Linked DNA regions of Homo sapiens: region 1 is linked to region 2. Evidence: chromatin loops called from intact Hi-C (ENCODE). Cell type or tissue: gastrocnemius medialis. All regions are shown on one strand. Each heading gives the region's core, and the rest is flanking DNA. Links, peaks and the distances in the headings are about the cores only. Region 1 overlaps AGBL1 (AGBL carboxypeptidase 1). Region 2 overlaps AGBL1 (AGBL carboxypeptidase 1).

Region 1 (8,341 bases), core at 295-8,294, 77 kb after region 2:
TATAGTATGTCTATGTCCTCATCATCTGAATCATAGAATCCCAAATGCATGACAATGTATTGTCCCTGGAGGAAGAGCTGGCTCCAAGTTTCTGGAATATGTCTTTGTGTTCTGGAGGCCTCCCACCCTTCCTTCCTTCCAGTCTCCAATCCCCAGCAAGCCTCCAAACAGTGAGGCCAAAGTATGAATATGCTGGGCCTTGAGCACTGATCAATTCTTGGCAGGAAAAAGTCTCTGGGGAAAGAGCCCCTGAAATCAGCATAGACCCCATTAGTATTTTCTGGAGTTTGTGCTGTTACAGAGCTCTAACTGTAGTGTTGTAGACTGTTTTGGTTTTCCCTGCTTCTATTGGGTCTGTCACAAACTGATTAGGACTTATTCATAGTACGAGTTGACTTTTGGGGATTGCAACTGGGTAGTAAATGGTTGAGTGTGTTGTAGTTGGTTGTAGAAAGACTGTCAATGCCTATCCTGTATATTTGGGGCAAAATTAGCATTTTATTTTGGAAAAAAATACTTTTTACACATGAAACATCATGAAAATAAGCATTTCAGAGAACAGTGAGAAAATCAACGAGCATGTCCCACCAACCCCAAGGGGCTATGTTAAGTCCACACATCTTCAGAATAGCTAAAAATCATTCCAAACAATTCGTAATCTTGTACACTCTGAGATATGTTTCTAACCCTCTTCCTATTGTGCACATGTCTACAGCACAGAGCCCTACACATTTTTATTAGCTCCCTTGTTGGAAGGCTCAGCAGAGAGGGCTAGATGCTGAGTGGTTGGCAGTACTGAGGAACTCTCATCTCACACCAAGTGGCAGTGTTGGGCAGCGGGCAGAGTGGGCAGAGGAACAAGGCTCTTGCAGAAAGTCTTGTGGCGTGCTGGAACAATTCACAGAGGAGACTTTTGCACCACTCTTGCTCAGTTAAGTCACTATATGTGTGTTAATAAAAAACTTCGGCCTCTAGGGTCTATTTGTCTGATGCTCCTTACAGACAAAATTTATTTTGAGCAATAGGAAAAAAAAAAAGAAAAAACCCTCTTTTCTCCTTCTTGAAAAAATAATGGATTGATATAATTTGTCATTGGCCCATGGGTGAGACAGCTCTGCTCAGCTAACCAATTATCTCCTGGGGCCAGAAAAGACCACTTGAGTCCTTTGCAATTATTTTATCCAATATGCACTAGAAACTTGGCACTGGGAGTCCTTCAGCCTTTCCCACGGGACCCTGCTCACTCCCCGATGGCTCTGTCTAAACAGCATCTCCCTTATTGGCTAATCTAAACTTTTCCTACCTTAGCTTTGAGCTCTTGGTTTATATTCCATGGTTTCTGGCCACCGATGCTTCTTTTCTTTGTGGAAAGTGAGTTTGGAAAATAATTCTTCCAAAGAAACTTTGGTATTTAGACATTAAAATCCTCTGTGGCTTTCCTTCTATGCAGACATAAAAACTCAGGGCCTCACACTCCACCTACTGCTTCATATAGCCTTTCCCATCCCTCATTATACCTTCCCCAAGAATAGTGATATAGCTATTTCTGTGCAAGAAAAAACAGTATGACCCAGGTTTTTGAGGTGTGTCTTGGGCCAGAGCCAAGAGAACTGGCATTGCTTAGTTTAGGATCACATTAAATTGCAATCAAGACACATGCGTAGCATTCATATTTGGCTTCGCTTCCTTCCATTTTGCATTTTTCCTGAGGCCAGATTTGTTGTTGTTATTATTTTTGATTTGGGTTTTTTTGTTGTGTTTCTGCCTCCACCATTGGCTTGAAACAGAGAACCAGCTAAGGAGAAAATATGGTGAATTAGAAACACTTCAGAAAGTTCTGTATTGAGTTCTGATTCTGTCATTAACCAGCTGTATGTTTAAGAACCCAAATTTCTCAACAGTCAGTAATACTACTCACCTGAAGCCTTTTCTAATGACAATTAACCTGAGATATGTCAAAAGCTTGTCAGAGAACATGCACTTAACAGATGGAAGTCTCCTTCCCCCTTTCTCAGATTCACGAATGTTTAAATGAATTCCAATGAAATTTATGGTGCTTCTTCCCACTCCTTTCATATTTACTCTTAATGTTAAATACTAAAGGGCTGGAATTTCTGTCACTTCCCATGATCCCTTTGTCTTCTAGCCTGTACTTGGCTTTCTTAGGGGTTGGTTTTTTTCATGTCTCTTTTCCTGAAATCTACTCACCAAACCATTGGATAACAGACTTGTTATAAGCACTAGTCCATATTGTCTTTCCCTATGCCAAGGTTAATTAGCTACACCACTACTGATACAATGAGCCAAGTAATTCTTTATTGCGAGGGGCTGACCTGTGAATTGTAGGATCTTCAGCAGCATCTCTGATCTCTACCCAACAGATACCAGAAGCATCCTCCACCCCTGCCCCAAGTTGTGACAACCCAAAATGTTCCCAGACATTGTCAAATGTCTCTTACACACCACAGTCAGTCCTGGTTGAGGACCACTGCACTATATCTTTCCCAGTCTCTTTCCTTCAAGACTTTTAGGATGAATTTTGTCCTTACCAAGAAGCAACAGCAATATTGCCACACCATTTAGGAGATTCCAAATCACCATAAGATTAGGTACAACTCAAGGAGAGATGCAAATAACCTGATATAATTTAAATGGATCACTCATGAGATGCCAGAGTTGACTCTTACCGTTTCTGAAACGAGGCAGGATAAATACTAATTGATATACATATTAGTGTTTGTACTAGTCTGTTTTCACACTGCTATAAAGAAATAACTAAGACTGGGTAATTTATAAAGGGAAGAGGTTTAATTGACTCACACTTCCACATGGCTGGGGAGGCCTCAGGGAAACTTACAATCATGGCAGAAGGTGAAGGGGAAGCAAGGACTTTCTTCACATGGCAGAAGGAGAGAGAAGAGCATGAGCAAGGGAAATGCCAGATGCTTGTAAAACCATCAGATCTCATGAGAACTCACTCCTATCACAAGAACAGCACGGGAGAAACAACCCCCATGATCCAATCACCTCCCTCCCTTGACACATGAGGATTAGAATTCAAGATAAGATTTCAGCGGAGACACAGAGCCAAAACATGTCAGTGCTATACATGATGCTCCTTATGAAACAAATCTAAATTCTTCACCATACTATGGCCCCTCATTTGGATGCTGTTTCCAACAAGGTAAATACAAAAGAACCCTCACTTCCTTAGGAAAATTTCTCTGATTTTTGGAGTAATGGTTAATAGCAGTCCAAATAATGGGTCACACATAGTGATTTGCTTCTTACCTATCTTACGTCATGAAAAGCTTATGACAGTTCTATACTGAGTGTCTTATTATCTTCCTTTTGTAGATAAAGAAATTGGAGCAAAGAAAGGTTAAGGGACAATTGCAACGTAAAGTAATTAGTGGATGACTGAGGTTCAGTTTAAATGCAGGTCTGTCTGACCACAAATACTTATAGCTCACCTTTACCTCACCTTTATGTTCAGTAGCTCCATGAATTGCATTTATAGCACAATATTGAGATTTCATGTTTGTTTGTGTGTCCCTCAATTACTAGACTGTGAGGTCAGAAACAATGATATGCATATTCCCAGCTTCCCCTTAGATATAGAATCTGAATCTCGATGTGTTTTTACGTGTTAACATATTTACTACATTACATATTAAGTATATGCTAGACTAAAAATAAAGAGGGTAGAATTATATTACCGCATTGGGCTCTCCAGCATTGCAACATGGTTCTACTTTGTGATTTGAGGAACAGGTGCATGGTGGAACTTGAACATTTGTCCACTGGAAATGAATCAGGTAAGAAATATTTGAGTCCCTTGCAAGTGCCAGGCTCTGTGATAGGAACTGGGGTTACAATGGTGAATCAGGTAGACATATTCCCTGCCATCAAGAATACTACAATGCAATTACTGAAAACTGAAAAAAAAAATGAAAACCTCATTAGAAAGCATCTGGCTCATTTGAAAATGGGAATAATAATATAAAGTCTAAAAAAATATAATTCAAAGTTGAGAGCTGATGAGTCAAACTTGAAAAATAAAATGCTGCCCACTGTTTCTGTATATGGAATCATTCAGTGAGACTCATAAACTTAGTCTCCCTGTATAGCCACAAAAAGAACTCGGCAAATTTAAATCCCTAACTATCATCAAAAATGTTTTCAAGATTTATTCCCACCATCTAGGGAGCTGTTTAGTCTCCAAAGGATATAAAGTTTAATTCTTCCCAAGTATAATAGCATCCATAAGTTGTTGTCAGGGCTTGATCATTTCTCATCTTTAGCATAAACTGACCAGATTCTGACTCCCATTCCCTTTAAGTCTCTGAGAGCTCCAGGTTCCTCTGCAGCTCTCTCCAGAGGGCACATGTAATAACCACAGCAATGATCTTTTCTATTTACTAGTACTTGCTTTTCTCCCAGGGCATTCCAACTGGTTTAATAATAACTCCACCAAATCTTCATGTAAAATGTACTGGTAGCATCTAAATCTGTACCATGATGGAGAGATCTCCATGTTAAAGTTAAAAAGAATCTAGATATAGTTATCTCTATGTTGAAGGTTAAACAGATCTAGATAGATAAGTTATAGAGATACACACAGATACAGACAGATATATGCCAAGAGACGTTCTTGGGAATGTAGTATCTTCCTTTATGAGACTTCATTGAAGTAGGTAATATCCCACAAACGGAAATAAAGTGTGATGTAACATGAGTGAGAACCAGGGTCCATGGGCAGGTAAAATATTAATAAACTAGAAGTCTCTCATCATGAAGCAACACAGTAAGTAGCAGGCACAGAAGAGAATGGGATGAGTAAGTTTCTGAGGGGCTTTTAAGAAGGCTTTAATATAGATAGATAGATAGATAGATAGATAGATAGATAGATAGATAGATGTAATCATCAACAGTTATAAGCCAAGAAAAAACATGCATATTCTCTTTTCTGCTTCTCCCCAACATTTGCCAAGAAAGAGTTTTACTCCCTGATAGAATTCAGAAGAAAAACTTAAAAGAACTAAAGGAACCATGATGGTTGCTACTACAGGAAAAGGCAACGTTTGAAGCTGTAAGATGGTGAATGTAAGGATCATTTTGAGGATGGGCCATAAAAAAGTGTTATACATGTAAGTTCGAGTTTTTTTGTCTGAAGGCAAAGATGTGCTAAGAAGAGACACCTATTTCAAACTCAACGACCTTTTGTTGGAGAAATTTGCTTTAAAAAAAAGTTTCCTAACACTAATCTTTAGTTGATATTTCATGCATCTCACCCCTTAAAATGTCACCTTCTCTATAACCTAACTCAGCAACTGCTGCTTCTGATAACAAGTCATTGTCTTCAATCAGATAGCTTAGTTCTCTTTTTTGGGCCAGTCTCCATTTCTTTATTCTCTATTTCTACCTTTGTAAGTGACCTTCTTTTCTTCAGGTAGGAAATATTAAAGCAAATATTTTCAAACAGGATATACAGCATCCCAAAACTGTTCTGCAATGAACTTGCCAGGTGGTGGTTGCTTGCTAGCATATGGCTCATGCTTGAACTTAGCACTGCTTGCCATATTTAATTTTTAAATTATGTCTTACTTTTAAAAATCTCCTGAAAACATAAGGGCCAGTTTTCTAAGCCAAATTTGTAAACCAGTTATGCAAAGTGAGAAAGGTACTTGGAAATAAATTAGGGAAAGTGTAGAACACCAAATAGACTTATGGAAGAAGGATTCCTAGGTTCCATATTTCTGGATTCCTTCTGTCCTAGAATCTCTTTAAAGGAAATTCTGGGCCTTTTTTCTCACTTGTCTTCTAAGATGTACTATTTGCAAGGATATGGAAAGGAGAAAAAACACAAATACAAAAACACAAATACAAAACTATCCTAATATAAATTAGTCAACTCATAATTCTCTTTACATGGCTTCAAACATTTTATAGTTTTGTGGCATGGTTTTGCAAACTACAGCTCATAAATATGTCCCAAAATAATATGTATAAATATGATGTGTTGGTTAATTGCCAGGATCTACGACAAAAAAAATAATATCCTATCAAATGATCTGGTTCTAATTATTTCATGGTGGTGCAGGTGTTTTTTGCTAAAGGGAAAGTGGCCATTACTTATTAGTAAACAAGCATGATATTGGCTGCTGTAAGATGAAAAATGAGAATAATGAAAAATAATGAAAAACCACTTGACGCTCTCAAAAGGGACTTGCTATTTTGAGAAGCCCGGGTTCCAGAATGTATTAAGCTGCATTTTATACCTGGGTAATTATATGGATATTTTTCAGTTCTTCGCTGGAGCCTTAATTTTCCAATCTAAACACTGCCAGTTACATGGTAATTAATCTTTGAACTTTTTGATGACTTCAAGTATTATTAAGCAGTAACTTGCAGAACCATTTCATTACAAGGTAATGATTAGTTTTATATGCAATTCCCTAGAACTTTTCAGCTAACAATTTCAAAATGGCTTGTGGAGTCAAATGAAGATGTAAGGGGGTTTTCTTTTTTTTGTCCAAAGTCAACAAAAAAATAGAAGTGAAATTCAAATTACTTATTCAATTTCTCCAACTTTCTGGAGATGCGGGAATCCTTAGAGCAAGAATTCTAGATTTTACATAATTCCGTCACAATATCAGATGCCATTTTTTAAATAAGATGAGCTACTCTGAAAATGAGTGAGAAGGAGTGTTAAGAAATAAATGTGGTATAGCCGTGCATTAATTATTCCCATGTAAAGAAGAGAATGTTACCTCTTGGCACTTGCTTAGTCTGGATTCATCTCTTAACACCCACCCTATTCGCCCACACCTTGCAAGGGCAATTTCTGTGTGCTCATGCATTTTTCAAGAAATCAAGGATAGATTTATTTAATGTTAGAGAAAAAAACTGCCTGAAGATTTCTGCCCACAACAAGTGGCCCTAGAAAATTACAGTTGCAGCACACCAGCATGGCACATGTATACATATGTAACTAACCTGCACATTGTGCACATGTACCCTAAAACTTAAAGTATAATAATAATAAAATAAAATAAAGTAAAATAAAATAAAATAAAATTACAATTGCATTCAGATACAAACAAAAGGAACCAGAGAGAACTGTCTTACTAGATAGGACTTTGAATCTGGAGTCTGATTCCTACCCAGACACTGAGCACTAATCAAATGCCCTGGTATTGAACGAAGGATATTCCCAAAAAGAATACTCACCTCAGGCAAATACATTTATTATTTTAATTTTCCTCAGAATGCCAAATGAAGACTGCCCAAGCAAACCAGCTTCTTCCCCAAATCTTTAAGTCAAAGTCTCCTCATTCAGGAGGTTCACTTCCAACAATAATAATCAAAAACGGACAAACGACAACAACAAAAACTCCACCACGAACAACTGAAGATTTTGTCTCCTGACTATGGTTTCTTCAGGCTCTCTAAATATATGGGACTCTGGGCTCCTCAACCTAGCAGATCTAGTTGCCGGTCCTGGATATCCAGACGTACTACCCAGCATGTATGTAGTATTAACAGGACAAGTTACTAAGTTTGTCTTCCTCCCAGTTTCCAAGAGGAAAGTTGAAATAAATAATATTTATCAAACATAGTTGTTAAAAAACAACTAAATAAATTATGCCAGGTAAAGTGTCTAGTTCATTGCTATTATAGAATAGTGGCTCATTCAATAGGTTACTAACCAATCTTAGTAACAAAGGAAAGCAGAGTCTTCTCAATTCAAATTTCTAAGAATGTCCAGGGATTGAGGGTACTCTTAACATAAAGAGATTCTTTTAATAATCCCATGTAATTTGTTTACATAATCCTTAAGATGCAGACATTATAGATTGATTCACCCAACCCTATCCCAACACCCTTGTAGTGTGTGTCCCAGCTCACTTAATGCTGGAGAGTTAAAGTCTAAATTTCCCAGACTCCTTAGTAGTCAGAGTTCCACAGGTAATCTGACTGTTACCAAGCCAACTCTGTCACTCGAGATTTTGAAGGCAAAGATAAATGTGGTGGAATCGGTTGTTTTTGTTGTTTTGTTCTGTTTTCCTGTAGATATTGAAACTGAATTTCTGTTCTATGGTCTGCAGTCTAATGGATACCAAGGGACTGCAGTGACAGCCTCAGGATTTCAATTGCAACATCTGTACCAAGTGGTCGGCCATTTCTCCTGGCTGCATTGCTTACAGCTGGGCAGGACCCAAGCTTTAGCTGCATGAACCTCCAAGACATTCTGTAACTAATTGCCCTTAATAAATTTCTTTCTGCTTAAACTAAAACCCTGACAAATACATTAGCAGAATACCATTTGACAAAAAGG
Region 2 (8,341 bases), core at 111-8,110:
ATGCACTTTTACTTTAATTTTCAGACAAGCCCAGTTGGTTAACTATTATTAATATATCTAAATTTTATATGAAAAACAGTGAAGCTTAAAAAGGTGAGTGATTTATCTAAGGTCACTCAACTCAAAATTAGTAGTGTCAGAACCAACTCAGATTTGGCAGACAATTTTTTACTGGGAGAAATGGTGTAGTGACTTCAGAAAGGATAGAATTCAATTGATATTACAAAGAGGCATAAAATGTGTACATAGAGATGTTTTATTATTTGATTTGAACATCGCATTTCAGAGGTAAATATCTGATCTTCACTGTTGGTTACCCAGCAAATGACATCGATGGGACGTGAGATTTTGGATACCACCCCACTTATTTAATTCTGAGGAAGTGATTAGGAAACAAAGTACAGCAAGTTCTTCTCAAAAAACCATTGTCATGAGAGGCCAACACAGACTCGAGAACTAGGTAGCCGTGTCATGGTGACCTGTGTTAGACCGCGAATTTTTGCAGGTCAAGAGAGGTTGGATACGGGCAATTTCATAGTTTCCCATTTAATGCAAGTAGATCTTCTTACTGAAAGGTAACCGATATGGTTTGCATTTGTGTCCCCACCAAATCTCATGTTCAGTTATAATCCCCAGTGTTGGAGGTGGGCGCTGGTGGGAGGCGATTGGATCGTGGGGACAGTTTCTCATGGTTTACCACCATCCCCTTTTGGTACTACCTAGTGAGTGAGTTCTCATGAGATCTGTTTATTTAAAAGTATGTAAGCCTAGCCCACATGGCAAAACTCCATCTCTACTAAAAATACAAAAATTAGTCGGGCGTGGTGGCACACAGCTGTAATCCCAGCTACTTGGGAGGCTGAGGCAGGAGAATTGCTTAAAACCCGGGAGGCGGAGGTTGCAGTGAGCTGAGAGCACCCCACTGCACTCCAGCCTGCGTGACACAGTGAGACCCTATCTTAAATAAATAAATAAATAGCACTACCCCCTCTGCCATCTTCCTCCTCCCCTGGCCATGTAAAGGTATTTCTTTATACCAGTACAAGACAGAGTAATACAGTAACCTCGGCAAGGTGTACAGAATGAAATAAGGGAAATGGAAAAAGAAACCAAGCTAGCAATTTTGTGGTGACACAGGCAAGGAGGAATGACTGTTTTCATAAAAGCAGCTTTACAAAGAGAGATTGAGTAGGTTCCTGAATCATTTCCAAACTAAAATGACAGATTACCAAGTGGACATGAGAGGCGAGAACGTGAGAATCACCAGGAGGATGTGGAGGTTTGCAGTAAAAGACACTGAGAGCATTCCACGAGGTTTCTTCCGATGTCAAGAATTTTGAAAAAAGAAAAGTTTCTTCAGATTTCTATAGACTTTATTCTATATGCCAGAATTGGGTCCATGCTAATTCAAAAAATTGCATTTCTGTCTTAAAAACAAATGCTCAAAAAACAAGTGACAAAACCTAGACTCCCCATGTTGCAAAATGGAACTTAGCATGTCTGGTGAGGAAGGAGGTGAGATGAGAACTGCCCGCCATGCACACTAACTGTCCCCCATCCCATCAGTGTGGGGTGCAGTTCCACCGCTCTGCAGACACTGAGCTAGCACTTACCAGGAGGCAGGCTCAGGGCTGGGTGTGCACCTGAAGAACACACAGACGCCCCCTCCCCTGGCCCTCCTAGGAGAGGAGGCGGTCAGTTCAATGGGAATCTACAGTAAGAACCACGGAGGCTGTAACAGGGAAGTAAAGGCCAAGGCTGCAGGAGAAGAGTAAAGGGTTCTTATCTTGTGTGTTTTGATGTCCCTATACACACACACACGTGCACACACACACAGAGGCATATACACACATGTACACCCACATACATATGCACACACACCCATACCCAGCAACACATATACAAATGCAGAAATGCACACATGTACACACTCACATCCACACCCACTCACATCCACACACATGCATACACACATGCACACAATTCACATCTGCATGTGCACATGTATATGCACACATAGTCACTGCCACATACACATACCACCCCCGTGCATACATAGACACACAGGAAAAACCCCAAGCTCACTCCTCACTGGGAACCCTCTCACTACTATTGAGACTCAAAGAACGTTTTCTTTTCTGTCAGCCTTCCTTGGCCCTCCTGACATAAGCAATTGTTCCTAAACTTCTCCATCCCCTGCTCCATGCCTGAGATGTTTACAAGTTTGCTCCCTGTTTCCCCTTTAATCCTGATTATTTTATTAAGAGTTATGAATAGCATTTCACATGAATGGCAGCTCCCAGTGAAGGGTCTGCAACTCTGAGGCTATGAGTCCTCTAAATGAGTGAATTTCTTACTTTATCACTGACATAATTTTATAGTGTGATTTTCAAATGCATTTAGGTCAAGGAAAGCCTTTATTGGTACCTAAAGCTGAGATTCAGCAAGCTCGGAGATTCCATTGTCTGATGATAGTGAAAAGAAAACAAGAAAAGAAAAATGTAAATGTCGGCTCTGGATTTCTTCTCTGACAGGCACTGTTGCTGAGGAACGCTCTAGTGATCCATCACTTAACAGGACTCCACTAGTCTCAGGCCAAGGTTAACACATTGCTTCTCTTTCCTTTTTAAGCATCTCCTGCATCTGCTATTTGCTTTCCGTTACCAGAACTCCCAGATTTTTGCCCAAGGAAACTGAAGTTTCTCTTGGTGGTGGAATGACAAGAAGACATGGTCCCATGGGTATTCTGGCAACATCCCCTATGGTGGCAAAAGATGATGTGGCTGCTGCCCAGAGCCCTGGCACGAAGCCTGTGGCCACCTCTGACAAACACCCACAAACATGCAGCGGAGCTAAATAAAGAGCCGTTTCGTGAGCATCCCTGGCAGAGATGAGCAACACTTTCTCTGCCTCCTCAGAAAACAGTTTTCTGGAACATCAAGCCAAAGGAAAGGTGTAATTTATTGTGGGGATTGCATATTACATAATTAGTTTTTGGGAGTTCCTTCGGTAATTACAATCTGTAACATTTGTAATTGATTTGGTCAGATTAAAAATGGATGTGTTGGTGCATCTGTGAAACTAGCAAGAGGGCAAGGAGGAGTGGGAGGGGGAAATGTCTCACTGAAGGAGACCAAGAGCAACCTGGACTCAGGCCAAGCCCCAGATGACACCATTTCTGGAGCCAAAAGCACAGCAGGCCTCTAAGATGCACACTCAGCAGGTAAGTTCTTTCCCAAAAAAAGACCATGTGGGGAGGCCCAACATCCCCTGAGCAGCTCTTTATAACCATCAGAGGAGCTGCTGCCCCAGGGGCTTGTGAAGTCAGACACTTACCTTAGCCCTGCGTTGACCTGGGTCTGTCAACTAGATTGGCATAAATGAAAATTAGTCATTTTGCAAAACAGGAGGAAGGAGTCCTTCTCTTGAAGAGATGAGGGCCAAAGAGAGGATGAATGGGGCAAGAGTGCAGAAAGGAAGCTGCCACCTGCCAGACATCCTCTTGGGTGGAACACCTCTGACCCGAGCCCTATGAAAAGACTTCTGCCTTCTGGGACCTTCACCAAAAGGCTTTCGCCCCCTCTTGGTCTGACTCATGCTCCTGCCAGGGCTCCTTTGTTCTCCTGTCACAACCAGGTGTGCTGTGAACTGGAACAGCAGCTCTCTCTTCAGGCGGGGACCAGCTGCTGAAGGTTCCTGGACTCAGAGAATCCCATCCCAGTGGCTGTTCCTCCAACACTGAGAGCTCCAAACAGAGAGGAGGAGCTGCTCCTGAAACACAGCTGCTGTGGAGGTTATGGGAGGAAGACCAGGCATTCAGGAAAAGGAGTAAAATGTCCCAGTTGAGCAGGCTGATTAGCTAACATTGAACGAGCACCTACTGCCTATAAAGCATTGCAGAAAACTACAAACTCTCAGAAACAGAGCCTTAAGGAAGTCCAGTAGAGGACAGATCTGGGTGCAGATGATTACATTACAATGTGGTGGGCAAGTGCTTTACAAGAAAAACAGAAAGAGATTGAAGATATAGAAGAGAGAAACAAAGAAAGGAGCAGAGAAAGAAAAGCGAAGGAGAAAGGAGGAAAATAGAAGTACCGAGGAGCACCCGCACTGGGCCATGAACAAGAAGCTTGATGGATAGGAGGGATGGCCTTGTGGAGAAAAGAGTATTTTTCTCCAGAACAGGTGTCAGCCAACTACATTCTGCAACATAAATCTGGCCCACTGCCTGTTTTTGTAAACAAAGGTTTTGTTTTGGAATGCAGCCATGCCCATTGTATTGTCTGTGGCTGCCTTTGTGCTACAAGGGCAGAGTTGAATGATAGCAAGACAGACCCTATGACTTGCAAAGATTAAAATATTTACTACTCTTTGCAGAAGAACTTTGTCAAGCCCAGCCCAGGAACAAAACCCTAATCACAAAATCATACTGCATGCATAAAAGCATGTCTTCATTCTGTCTCCAGAGTCTCATGACACAAAAGCAAACACAGGATCTGCTTTTGTGGGTGGCATCGCTGAGCTACTAAACTCCATGTGGAAATCAGTCCCTCTTGGAGGTATTTTCTGTTCCAGAACAGACGCAGTTTACACTTTCCAGTGTTCTTTGTTTTTCCTCAACATCAACATGAGGTGGATGTGGAGGCTGGGTTATCCATGATGGGGGTAACTCCGTTTTAAAACACAGACATGTGTCATTAGAAATGTCACCATTTTTAGCTTTGACCTTAGGGAGAAAGAAGAATGTGAGAAGAGAGAAGAAGGTTGGTAAACACACTTCATGAGATGGGGAGGTCACGGTATCTTGGAAAAAAATGCAATTTAAATAATCCAAAGGAGTGTCCGGAGAGAAGCTGTTAAATTATGGAGCAGTAAGTGTCCCTTGGGCTTCTTTGTCTGGATGTGTTTCTAATCACTGATGGTTACAAGATATAGATAAATCTCATTGTCTCCCAGGGTCAGAGGGTGAGCCTGCTTACAGTGGATGGCAAAGTTCTAACTGGACTTGGAGATGCCTAGTGTGTTTCCTTCCTGTAGGGGAGGCTCATGCTTCATTACCTTCTACTTATCCCTTCCCCAGCGGTAACAGGAAGGAGAGATTCCAAGTATCCTTTGACAAGAAAGTCTGTCCTAAGAGGTCAACTGAGTTCATCCTCTCATCTCCAAGAACACAACTTAATATCCTCCAGAAGAGATGGTTATCTGCCCAATCTCTTCTGCATGGAAGAGCATGCCGGCCAAGACTAGTGACACACTGTTTAGCAATCCCTTCAGTTTGGTGCTATCCACTTAGAAAATGGGGCAGGGCTGGGCACCTGTCATACTCTTTCCATCCAGGTTGGGGTACTATGACTCAGGTTTTCTTAGTAAGTCCATTGTTGAGTGGCAGCCAGGATGCCTGCAGAAGAATGAGCTAGACAAGATCTCAGTGAGCACAGGAAGAGTGGGCAGGGATTGGTTATGGGGCTTTTATGCATTTGAACAGAGAAAGGTTGGAATTTGATAATTGACCCATATACCCTATCTTATATGGATCTGAGAAGAGAGCTCATTAAGTGCAGTGAGTGAGATGAGTGGGCAGAATTGATCTCTGAATGCTTTTTCCTAGACCAGGAATGGGAAAATAATAATAATGACAATACGGATTGTATTGCTATTGTTATTTTTATTATTGTGCCACGCATAATGCTGCAGGATTAGCATGCATCCATTCATTCAAACCTTTCAACAACCCTAGAGATAGGTATCATTATTCCATTTTAGAAATGAGGAAACCAGGACTTAGGGAGCCCAAAGTACACGTGCTCAGCCAACTACATTCTGCAAGGCAAATCTGGCCCACTGCCTGTTTTTGTAAATATATATTTTCTTGTTTTGGAATGCAGCCATACCCAGTGTTCATGTATTGTCTGTGGCTGCTTTTGTGCTACAAGGGCAGAGTTGAATGATAGCAAGACAGAGCCTATGGCCTACAAAGCTAAAAATACTTACTACTCTTTGCAGAATAACTTTGCCAAGCCCAGCTCCAGAAGAAAACCATAATCAGGCTGGTCAGCCACAGACTAATCTCCCTCTGACCCAGAACTCATGGCAACCAATCCCAAGAGGAACTTGTTCCCGCAGGAGAGGGAGTTCCTGAGGAGTCAGTTTTCTTTTATCAGCAGCATCTAGTCTGAACATCTCGGGGAGTCAGCAGCAGTATCACCTCCAGTCCCCTGGCTCCCAATTCTGAATGCCCTCCATCGGTGCAGCTTTCCCTCCACCTGGCCTCTGGTTTCTAAGGCCCTCTCTATTCATCTGTCTGGAGTCCTGCCCCGAAGCACAGACCAGGTTACTGGGTTGTGACCTTCCCATTCAACCCCCGCCTTCCCTTGTGTTTGAGACTCTCATTGTTCTCATCTGCTTAGAAGGGCCTCCTGGGCTGGGGTTTCAGAGTCCTTGGTATACAGGATGGCAGCTATGTAGAAACTGAATTTAAATGTTCCACCCTACAATATTTTGAGCATAAATGTTGGCCTCGATCAAACTTGAGGTGGCTACATTCTCTTATTCTTAGTGACAAAAGGACCCCAGCATTTATGACAAATGAAATTCTGCCACCTGCCTGACAAAGCTGTTTGGATGTTTTATGAGTCAAGGGATCACTTTGTTTCCTTCTTTACCAAGTACCTGCTAGTCCATATGGATTACCTGATGCTTGAGGATTGATCAATGCAGAGGAAGTCTGGTCTCACATTGAGGTGAGGTGGTATCTCAGCCTTAGACCCCTAGTCTAGCTTTCATTGATCTCTATCCCATTCTTAATGGTTAATTTTCACAGATCTCTACCCCATTCGTAATGGTTAACTTTCATTGATCTCTACCCCATTCTCAATGGTAATAGGAGCCCCTTTGTAATCTGTATCTTTAATCCAGCCTTTGAACATGGAGGCCAGAAAGTTGGAGGAAAGCCAGGGGTTCAATATCCTATGCAAACATTAATTTCTTTCCTATGGAAAACAATCTATGTGTCAGTGCTGTGCTAACATTGTATCTTTAATATTATGGCTATAGCTGTAGGCCAGTAAGCATTAATAAAACAGACCTACTTGAACAGATGCAAGTCAGACACTGAAGAGAAAGTTATGAGGCTCAACGCTGATCCCAACCGCTCACTCATCTGTTCCTCTTCTATGGAATCTTCTAGTAAAAAGTTTTTTAAAAAAAATCCAATTACACTGCAGCAAGGAATATGCTGTGTGTCTAAGGGAAACTGGTACATTTGTCAACCACGTTCTGGATAGTAAGATGTGATCTGGCTCTGGGCTTGTCCCAGGTAGCAGACACATTTGTAAGACCTAGATCTTATTTATGGTGACAGTGGCAGAGCATGATGAAGTGCCTGCCCTGAGCAGGGTGTGGGGGGCCTAAGATGGATTTCACCCTTTTATTGTTATTAAAAGATTCTTAGCATTTACAGGGAAGAGAAATTGTGACACGTTTTCTCTGGGGGTCATGAACAAAGCATCTAAGAAAAACAAGTTATATTTTTTTCTGTTCTGTATTTTTTAGCTCCTCTAAACCCATGGTCCTGGTTATGATCTCTTTGTTTTCTGAACTGCAAAACAATTAATAGTCAGTTTGTCACTTGTCAGGTCCCTAAGGGCACACCTTAGGGAGTGCCCAGAAAAGTTATGAGGTTGGAGGTCATGCCGGGAGACCTTCTACAGTGGCATTTTTGAACTGTTGGACTGCTACCAATTAGTGTGTCCTAAAATCCTATTTTTAAAAGTAATAGGATTAAAGGAATAGAAAGTAGCATATGTCTGGTTCATATGTGTTGTGCTCTTTATATATACTGGGCCACTGCATAAAAAGTACTCATAATATGGGGTTACATTTAAAAGTATTTGAGAAATTCTGTTCTAAAGGTTAATCCCAGGTCAGTGAGGGGAACAAAGAATGTCCCCATTTCTTCTTCCTCCTGTGCCTTACTCCACATAGAGGGATTTTCCTAACTCTGGATCATCTGGTGCTCAACTAGCAGCTGTTATTTCCCAGGTGCTGTGGCAGGGGCTCAGGTACCCACTCTGGTACTCCTTCAATAAGAACCAGGGCCTTTGCTCAAACTAGAAGGGAGCCAGAGTGGGTGAGGCTCTCAACAGTGTAATGGGGAGAAACGAACATAATTTAGTATTTATTATGCATAGGTTACTGGCCCCAGGGTGTGTGTGTGTGTGTGTGTGTGTGTGTCCCACCCACAACAATCTTGGGGCAGGTCCTTTTACTACATTTTGCACATAAAGTAATTGAAGTTGAGAAGCATAGCACCATAATTTTTCTTAAAAATCTGACTGTCTAG

The links. Peaks named below come from ENCODE experiments on the same cell type or tissue, not always from the same donor. Only the 100,000 strongest peaks of a DNase experiment are listed, where the experiment ranks them.
Region 1: a loop joins it to region 2, with 3 times the contacts of the local background. A loop is called at or near these places in 2 of 110 quality-filtered maps.

What each region holds. Positions count from the first base shown.
Region 1 is chr15:86,797,890-86,806,230 of GRCh38, reverse strand. The region is part of intron 22 of AGBL1 (AGBL carboxypeptidase 1); the gene reads right to left. Among named protein-coding and RNA genes, the nearest start is that of AGBL1-AS1, 490 kb to the right of the region's middle. In gastrocnemius medialis, for the core only: no CTCF peak of the experiment used is centred there; a DNase peak (open chromatin) is centred at 3,780; H3K27ac peaks cover 362 bases.
Region 2 is chr15:86,874,273-86,882,613 of GRCh38, reverse strand. All of the region lies in intron 22 of AGBL1 (AGBL carboxypeptidase 1), which reads right to left. Among named protein-coding and RNA genes, the nearest start is that of AGBL1-AS1, 560 kb to the right of the region's middle. In gastrocnemius medialis, for the core only: a CTCF peak has its summit at 5,037; a DNase peak (open chromatin) is centred at 2,800.